Linked DNA regions of Homo sapiens: region 1 is linked to region 2. The links are chromatin contacts, found by Hi-C or POLR2A ChIA-PET in ENCODE. All regions are on one chromosome and are shown on one strand. Each heading gives the region's core, a stretch centred on a gene start or an enhancer-like site at or near the end of the contact. The rest is flanking DNA. Distances are from core to core; before and after follow the strand shown.

Region 1 (4,378 bases), core at 1,148-3,647, 390 kb after region 2:
CAAAAAGGAATTAAACGGCTAAGCTTTTTATAAATGTTTTTAAAATCCTTATTGGACTTGACATAAACATGCAGATAATTCTACTAGTCTCTTTTTCATAGGTACAATAATAGCACTAAGTACAGAATTCCCCTTGTATCCAAGCAAGACTTTTACGAAAACTTAAACCTGAAGTCTTATGCAGTGCACCTAAAATTAACCAGGAGCCTTGGTGCATATACCAGCAAATGTTGTACACCTGTGTGATAGTGGTCACCTCACTTAACCTCTCCCAGCTTCAGTTTCTTGTCTTTACTACTACATAAAGTTGTTGAAAGGATTAAAGGAGACTATATAAACAGCTATTTTTATTTATGATTAAATAATATCTGTGTGGTTACTATTTAGTCTGGGTAACTAAATAGCTGGGTTTTTTTGTTCTTTGTACACATGCACATATTCCTTTTTTAAAACAGGCATATGGGCAAATACATTTTTTTTCTATATGCCTCCATGTTGTTTCTCTGGATTTCCGCCAGGATGGGATGTGCCAATTATGCACGGAATTGTTTGCGTGTCCATGGGTGCTTATATAAGTCATTATCTTTGGTGTATGACAAATACACAAACTCCTGTATCTCTAGTAGCCTGTAATTCCTAATTGAGGGACATGATTGAATTTATGTAGTTTAGCCCCAAGTAAGTAGATAAAAATTATTAAGTAAATGCCCTGGTTCATCTAAACAAAATATGTGACTAATAGCTTTTTATATGAACTATATACATTTAGTTTACCTAAGTTTATTAATAAATAGTATCTCTGGGCATTTTTAATTTTATATTTTATACTTAACTATGAAAGTATCCAGAACCAGATTCCAGTCACTAACTACCTCTTCATTAATGGATCAATGGTTTTATCAGATTTATTAGAAATTTGTCTATACTGAGCATGTAATATGTACTTTGTGAAAATAGGTATAAAACTGGGCTCATCTTATCAGCATACCATTTACCCAATTATGGGAGTAAAAAAGGAGGCATGTGTATTTTTCCCCTAATTCTGAAATGTCTCCCAGTTCTTGAAATTTGAATGTGAAAATGTGTGCATGCAAATTAAGACATTCAATCTGAAAGACTTCTTTGTATAAAATACTAACCAAATTTAAAGTTGAACCATAGGGTAAATATAGTAGAAAAGTATATTTTGAATTCTGAATTTTATTTCCATTGGATACAAACAATAATTACAATTGCTAGATGTGTTTTAATGAATAGTTTGAACTCATCATGCTAGCAAAAATCATCTGCATATAAATAATAGGGCAATTTCAAGCAATTTTTTCTTACTTAGGTCAGATATTCCTGCCAGAAACTTGTTTGCTTTGTTAATTTGTTCAATTATTAAACTTTGAGAGTACAAAGATAAATTTACTAATGGGGTTCAATTAACAAATTTCTGATTACATTTCCCTAATGATGATAGTATAGAACATTTATTTCTGCTGTGCTTTATTAGTAAAATTGCAGTGATCTGGTGACTGGAATTAAACTGCTGAAAAATGACTTGGTCTGATTTATTCACTGAGCAAAACCAAGCTTTAAAGGCTGTGTTGCTATGGCACCCAAGATTAACTGTTAAAAAAAAAAAAAAGTTTAATTTTAGTAAAAACATTGGTACATCTCTTTTGGCATTGTGTAGATAAAAATAGATTCCCCCCTCCCCCTTTTCTTGTCTTTTTTATGTTTAGCAAGTCCTTTGCATTCTTTTAAACATACACTAAAAGAAATTTAGCATATTTAAAGAGAAGGGAAAAAGCAGTAAAATAAAACTGTTTTATCAAAAGATTACAATTTGTAAAATAGCAAATATTTCAGTCATCATTTTTTATATGTATATATATATACTTTTTATTTTGTCTAATTTAATCCTTTCAAAAACTGTCTGGCTTCTCATACTTTTTAGAAAGATGGTGCCAGAGAGGGAGAAATCACTCTATTCTGGTAGTTTCGTTTTGTAATTAGTCTTCAAACTTAAAAACAGGTTGCAAAATTGGGACAGTAACAAGTTTTAGGAGAAATCTTAATGTAGCTCTAATCTTTCAAATTCTAAAAGAATATGTTTTCTGTTTCGTGAGACAAAAGAATTGTCTGGTTGCTTTAGCCAGGATTGATTTCTGTCTTCAGAACACCATTTGGTGGTGTTAAGACTGCTAGATGAAGAATTTTGTGGGAAAAAAAAAAAAAAAAGAAGAAAAATTGAATGCTTTGTATGATCATCAAAAGCCACTTTTCAGGAGTATTTTACATTTCTTGGTGCCAAGCAAATCAGAAATCCTACCTTACAGAGAGCGATTTGTTCATGAGATGACCCAGTGCTGCAAGTCGCTTATGTTTATCATTATGCTTCCACATTCTAAGGAAATTCCACTTTCAAACGTTGCCGTCAGTGCTTTCTTCTATAGGAAGAATTTGAACTATAAAATTTGAGAAGCTTCAGCGTCTGTGGAAATTTGAGAGCATTGCCTTTTTTCCTCTTTATTGAATGTAAAGTGTTTTAACAAAAGCATGGTAGCCCAGTACATTTTAAATGTCAAAACTTGCACATAGTGTATCTCATAAAGAATTTAAATTTTAGACTTTGAACTTTTAAAGCCTCAAACATCTTTAGAGGCTGACTACAGCAAATAAACAGAATGTTTTGCAGAGAGATTTAGTGAAGAAAATTTTTTTTTGCCGTTGTTTCTCACAGTGCTCTGCAGGTGAAAATGGTGAGGAAACTTTGATAGTTCAAGACTATGCAGGGGAGAATTTGAAAGCAGAAACAAGCTTTTACAGATTTTACCTGGAAAAACAAAGTGGTTTATATGAGGTGCTAGTTCTTACCTTTATGATTGCTAATTTAGATTTTATAAAAATTGAAATGAGTTAATATTTTAAAATATTTAAGTATGGTCTCTGGACAACAATAAGCACAGTGTACTTTTTTAAAAAGTGACTTTATGTAAGATTATAAATTACAGAAATGAGTTGTCACTTCCCTGTTGTTACTTATTTCTGATTTTAAAATAGCAAAATTTATAAAGCTATAGTTTTGAGAAAATAGTAATTCATATTCTTAAAATTGTTATAATCTCTAAATTAATACATAAATTATTGATTTAATGTTAAATTTTGATTTTAAAATTTATTTCAGTTTCTATAGGTAATATATTGAGGTTCTGACAATTTTATATTAATGTATGATTTTATTCTGACACAGCTGTTGAATTTGAACTACTAATTATTTCTAAGAATTTGTTAATACCATTCTCCAACTTTGTTTTAGGCAGCTAGATTGTATCCAGGGAAACCCATTTAGATCAGAAATAACATTTCGTTCTAACTTCAAAAAATAAGCATCCACTTTAAAAATGGAATCTGAATTTAAATAAAAATCCTAATTTAGGATTCAGTTCCATTCTTTAACTAGCGGAAAGAAATCTTAGCAAAAAAAACCAAAAAAACAAAAAAAAACCAAATTTACCAGATTGCCAGTAATTTGCATTAAGGAGGAAGAGATGGATTTTTTTTTAAGTCAGCAGGCATTGAAGATAGTTCAGTGAAGTTAAGTAATAGAGATCTCAGATTTTAATTTAGTCAAGATTATGATTTTACATAGAAGCACTGTTGAAATAGGCTTGATAATAATATTTTAAGTGTTATACAAATCTGGATGAAATTATATTATTTACTGTCTTACTCATTGGTTCAACTGTGTTTTAAAAGTGAGAGACCTTATATCAATGAGTGTTTGTTCTGTGCATCTCATGTGCATGGTGTTAACAAAATAAAATAAGCATACTTCTAACATTTGGGGGAGCATCCTATTAGTTTGGGGGTAGGTTAGGGACTCTGCTTTCCAAATAATTAATTTGATAGATCCATGCTCTTGAAAAATTGGGTACATACTATTTTTAAACTTTATTTTTCAAACATGATATGTATTGTTTAAAGCATTAGCTTAAATGAAAAATAATATTTTACATTCGTAAAGTTCTGTTTATTTAATTCAGTAATGAAATTAATTTGGAGTTGTTGGCATACTGCCTTCACAGGTTTCTGTGACTCATTTGCTGAGAAAGTGTGATTCAAGAGACCAGAATCATTTTTTTCTCATTTGCTAAAACTCATGTTTTGACTATGGGCAAATGTTCATGGCAGATTTAAAACAAATTTAAAGTAAATATTCTGTGATAATATTTGGAAGCTGAGTGATGTCTAGCCTTACATAACTAGGACAAATATAAATCTGTGAGTTCACGGACTTCAAAAGTATCAACTATACATCATTTTAGAATACTGGTTTTGTTTTTCTCATATTCTTAGAGTTTAACTCTTATACTACTAATTATGACCT
Region 2 (4,838 bases), core at 2,024-4,523:
TAATTTAAATGTACTCATGAAGTGAAAGAATAGAAGAAAAAAACTAACATGATGACATGGAATACCTACTCTAATACTAACAACTAGTATAAAGTCCTACACCAGCCTATACTTTAACATAAACCAACGCTAATTTCCTCGTTCAAAATGTCTACAAATACAGAGAAATAAAAATTATTTTTGTTGTTTTTCTAAAAGTATAGCTCTTTCAAACTTTCAATTCCAATGTACAAAGTGTTAATACTGTAGTAAAAGTAACATTTTTGTTGTTAACATTATTATGGACCATATTTTGTATTTGCTACATATGTGCCTCTGAAAAGCCCAGTTTTCAGACATTGCTTTGGATATGTTTGGATATTTAAAGCACCATTTGATATAATAGCACAAAATGGCATTTAATGAATTAATAAAAGAATGAAAGAAGCATGTAACTACAGCACTAGGAATGAGAGCAGCCAAGGACAAGGAGCCTACCTCATTTCTTGCTCTCCCTCAATAATTTGCATCCTTTCACCACACTCATCACTATTTCTCAAGACCATCTTTCTATCCCGCCCATTTCTGTTTCCCCTTCTTTCCAAACATTTGACTCACCAACTTTTGTTTAACCTCATCTTATAAGCTACTTTTCTATTTTGATATCCCCCACCCAGATTTTCATCAAATTATGCTGAGAGGTGGAATCAGAGCAGAGTGAATGAGTCCAAAAAAAAAAAAAAAAAAAAAAAAGGAACACGAGGGGCATAGAATGAGGGAGAGTAAACGTAAATGGGACACCACAGACTTCAGGTCTATTCGGCCTGGACCTGAAAAATACTCCTCCTCACACAGCAGTACAGCAGAACAGACTATATCCACTAAGCCTCTCTGTTGGTTAAGAAATACCATCTGCCTACATAAGGTAGCTCATTACAGAAAGCAAGGAAGCAGTCTCAGGTTTCGTAAGTGGATAGTCAAAGCATAGGCAAATACCTTCCTTCGGCCTGCTAGTGAGAGGTCACTTGTGTTCTAAGGCTACTCTCACTTCTCAGGCTTGGCCCACAATATTATATTATTTTATATGCCCTTCGAAGCCTAGTAGCAAGCTTTCACATGCGGCAACTGCACAAAATTTCCTGTTTCATTTGTGTGTGTGTGGTTTCTTTTACACAAACATCATCAGGAAGGAATTCACCATCACAGAAAGGTGTATTCTACCTTTGCCCTCAATTTTTCCTTCTGAGACTCAAGAGATGGGAAAGCTCCGGGATAGGATAGGAATGACAGGACCGAGAACTCCTGGGTGTGGCTCTGGCTATATGGAGACTGGAGTATCTCAACAGTGTCTGACTCCTAGGTGTGCGAAGTGCAATTACCTGCTAAAGAACTTGTCTGATGTTCAGCTCTATACAATTGTGTAATGGGAAGCCCTGATGCAACGTTTAAAGAACCGAAATCACAGACGTGAAGGGAAGGGCACATCTTTCCCAGTTTTTGCAGGTACAGTGTAACATCAGTGTAATAGCGCATAGAAACAAAAAAAAAAACTGAAGAAACACTCCATTGAAAACTGCCTTTTAACCATTTTCAGCTGTAATGGCTTATTAAATAGCTTATTTCCCAGTGTCAAAGTTGAGATCTTCTGAAAAAGAACATACTTTTCTAAAGAAGTGAATGCAGTATTAATGCCAAATAATCATTTTGTCTCTCACAAAAATAATTCCAGCATACGTTTTTCCCAAAACATAAGCCCTATGTATCGGACTACATTCATGCTGTAACCACTGTCTAATTTCCTCTAACAACAATGAACACAAAAACTACAGGAGTACATTTTCATTTCGAAGTAGGGAAGGCAGAGTCATAAGATGGAACGTTAATATCCTTCACTGATAGGATGCAGTGTGATACTGCAAAAGGACCAGAAAAATTGACCTCGTAAAATCATTTCTGAAATCCTTTAAACCTTATTTTAGATTTCAAAGACTTTTAAATGCTTTAAAATCAAAAGCAGCGAAGCAAATGAAGAAATAAACAGTACAATGTAAAAATATAATATCACAGTTGGACGCTAGGAAAGCTGCATAAATCAAACAATTGACAGCCCTGCCAAATTAACTGCAACAGCTAAAGAAAAGTTTGCTGATTTAAGAACTGTATATATGTAGGCATCTGGGACAACCTCTAGGTGTTGCTGTAGAGACCCCCTTCCTAAAGACTGATTTCTTCCCCGGTGTTTTGGCCTCCCCCTCCCCCTGACTGCACTGCAGTGCGCAAAGCCATTATAGACAATCACTTCAAACATATTTGCTGTTGAAAATGCCTCGGAAACTAACATTCTTCAAGGTTCAAGGAGCCAAACAATATTATTTTACTTTTCAGTCCGAATTATACTATAGATGAAGGAGCTAGATAGAAGAAAAGATTAGCAGGGTTCTGTCAAAGCGACCAGGAGGCTGAAGAAACCTCCTGTACCTTCAGCTGCCCCTGAAGCCCTCCTTCCTCCCCAGCCCGCTCTCCATACAAAATAGGACTAAATGTTAAAAGGAATCCTGTGCACGGGGAAGAGGGAGGCGAGCTCGGGAGATGTGGGAGCACAGGGTGGGGCGGCTCCTGCGAGGAGCTCCTGGCTGCACAGGCTCCATCTGATATGTCAGCTCCCGCATCCGAGAGCTGATGAGAGATGGAGGGAGCTCAGAAGAAAACCCTGCGAGTGTCGGGGGAGGGGAGGCCTTAACATTCGGATCAGATTAACCAGTGCTCAACCGCAGTGCCCGCGCCGGCCCCTCCGCTGATCCGCAGCATCCGAAAGCCGCAGGGCGCGGGGGCCTGTGGGGCCGGGCCCGGGAGCTGCGAGACCAGGGGCCGGTGACCCCCCGCGGGGGACCGAGCGAGGATGGGGAAGTCAGCGGCTTTACCTGCGATGGACCAGGTCCAGCGGTAGAACTCTACCGTGTCGTTGAGTGCCGTGGACACTACGTTTAGGACACTACCCGGCTCCGAGTCCAGGAGCCCCATCGCGGCGATGAGCGGGCGCTGGCGGCAGGAGAAAGCGGAGACCCAGAGAGAGGGCTGACCCCGGAGGCGGTGGCGGCCGACGGGGCGAGCGGCGGCCGGGAACCCCTCTAACGGCGGCGGCCCGGCTGCGTCTTCTCCTGCTCCTCAAGGCGCCGCGGCGGCGGGGATGCGGCAGAAGGCAGGGCCAAGCGGAAGGCGTCGTCAAGGTTCCCGGGAGAAAGACGAGGAGGTGGAGGAGGCCCAGCCGCCAGCACAGTGCGCTGCACCAGTCTGCAGCCTCGCGCAGCCGCCCCTCCAATCTCCTCAGCCGGCGTCACGTGGCCGCGCGCGGGGGCGGGGGGCCGGCCGCCCCTCCTCCCTCCCTCCCTCCCTAGTATTGGGACTCGCTGGCGTAGGGATGCTGCGCTCAAGGGTGCGACGCCAACTGGGCTCGCGCAGGCGCGCGCCGTCGAGCGGGAGCGGGACACCTGGGCTCCTCCTTGGCCCCTCCCCGCACAAGTCGCCTCATTAGCCTTCCCCGCCCCTGTCCCGGGCATCGGCCCCTGCGGAGGAGTTCACCGCCTCCCCACGGGTGATTTCTTATCCGCCCCGGATACGTCCTGGGAAACAGGACACGGGAAGAATGGGTGTTCTGTGGGCAAAGATGAGGTAGGCGTGGTGCTTTGGTCCTTACCTGACACTCACCTCGATTTCACTTGTGTTCCTGTTTCTTTGACCTCCACCAGCACATGCCTGTCACCATGACAAGAGAAGTGCATGTGTTATGCCTCTGAAGAAGTGAAGGGTATTTGTCTTCCATGCTTCAGCGATGGAGAATAGACTTTGGGGTCGACCCATGAACAAATCAACATATAATTGCATGAATGCTTGCATGTGTTTTGTAGACTCTTTTACTATACATGGAATGAACAAAGCAATATAATTGTGCTAAATTAGGCCATTAGTAGTTCAGAGAAGAGGGAGAACCGAGAGGGGCTTACAGGTGAAGTCCGCTTGAACCTGAAGAAGTTGAGGTGAATCTGAAAAAGATAATCGCTCAAGAGGCAAAGGGCAATTTAGTGTAGAGAGGAAAACAAAGTAATTGTGGCTATTTTGAAAAATTGTTTAGATAAGGTATAGGAGAGCCTACCCTTGAAAAGTAAAAAAAATACAGTACTTGGAATTCATAATTTGATGGTTTCTCACATAAAACAAGATTTTTGAGAATAGTCCTTTCATCTACTTGTTTTTTAAATGTGTCACCTACTTGTTTAACCTTTTCTCCACTTGCTCATTTTGGATGCTACATTTTAAAGACCAGTGAGTCAAGTGTCTTATTGTTCCTGCCCTTTCACACTGTTAATGTGAATACTATCTTTTATCATACTGAAATGATCTATTTCCCAATTGACCTGGTTATATATTGTCTATATTTTATATTGGAAGCATCCTAGATGGTAAGAATTATTTTTGGTTGCTTGATGAGTACCTAACCCAGTGCTATAAACAGTAATTAATAAATATTTATGATGACAAAAATATAACATGTCTTTCAGAGAATAATAAGGATTATTGTGAGTGGCAGGAACTTTATTGCCGAACTAAAGCAAACACAGACTTCTTTAAATGCCCTATTCTTGAAATTAACCAAATAAAATGTTAATTTATTAATTTGTCAAATATATTTGCAAATCTAAAGTTTTCTGGATTGGAATGACAATTTCTCAAGTCTCAATCCTAAATTATGTGTAACAGATTCTAGTAGCTATATAAAAAAAAGAAATCCAGTCAAGTCTCTTCATTTAGGGAGTGGATAAATACCCATTCATTTACAGTGATGATCTAACAAAGTTCGGATT

Evidence for each region. Hi-C counts contacts between places; a loop is a spot of excess contacts on that map. ChIA-PET counts read pairs that join two places held with the same protein, here RNA polymerase II (POLR2A). Pooled maps may share reads with other maps.
Region 1: a map of Calu3 shows a loop between it and region 2 (6-fold over the local background). The contact joins the enhancer-like site here to the promoter of ELOVL4 in region 2. A Hi-C loop is called at or near these places in 2 of 168 maps with a recorded cell type or tissue (Calu3 and IMR-90), 2 of 37 single-sample maps with no recorded cell type and 12 of 50 pooled maps. POLR2A ChIA-PET finds 5 or more read pairs at or near these places in 1 of 52 experiments (CD4-positive, alpha-beta T cell).

Annotation. Positions count from the first base shown.
Region 1 is chr6:80,333,019-80,337,396 of GRCh38, forward strand. The region is part of intron 9 of BCKDHB (branched chain keto acid dehydrogenase E1 subunit beta); the gene reads left to right. Among named protein-coding and RNA genes, the nearest start is that of BCKDHB, 230 kb to the left of the region's middle. Within about 2 kb of position 2,398, at least 2 of the 41 ENCODE cell types and tissues checked have a DNase peak (open chromatin) inside an H3K27ac peak, as active enhancers do.
Region 2 is chr6:79,944,280-79,949,117 of GRCh38, forward strand. It overlaps ELOVL4 (ELOVL fatty acid elongase 4), which reads right to left and starts at 3,274. Exons shown (of 6, transcript NM_022726.4): 1 at 2,901-3,274. The coding sequence starts at 3,000. It overlaps LOC124901350, which reads right to left. Exons shown (of 2, transcript XM_047419628.1): 2 at 3,108-3,732. The coding sequence starts at 3,536. The coding sequence ends at 3,108. It overlaps LOC124901351 (a long non-coding RNA gene), which reads left to right and starts at 3,526. Exons shown (of 3, transcript XR_007059656.1): 1 at 3,526-3,648. RefSeq lists a silencer at 3,334-3,383.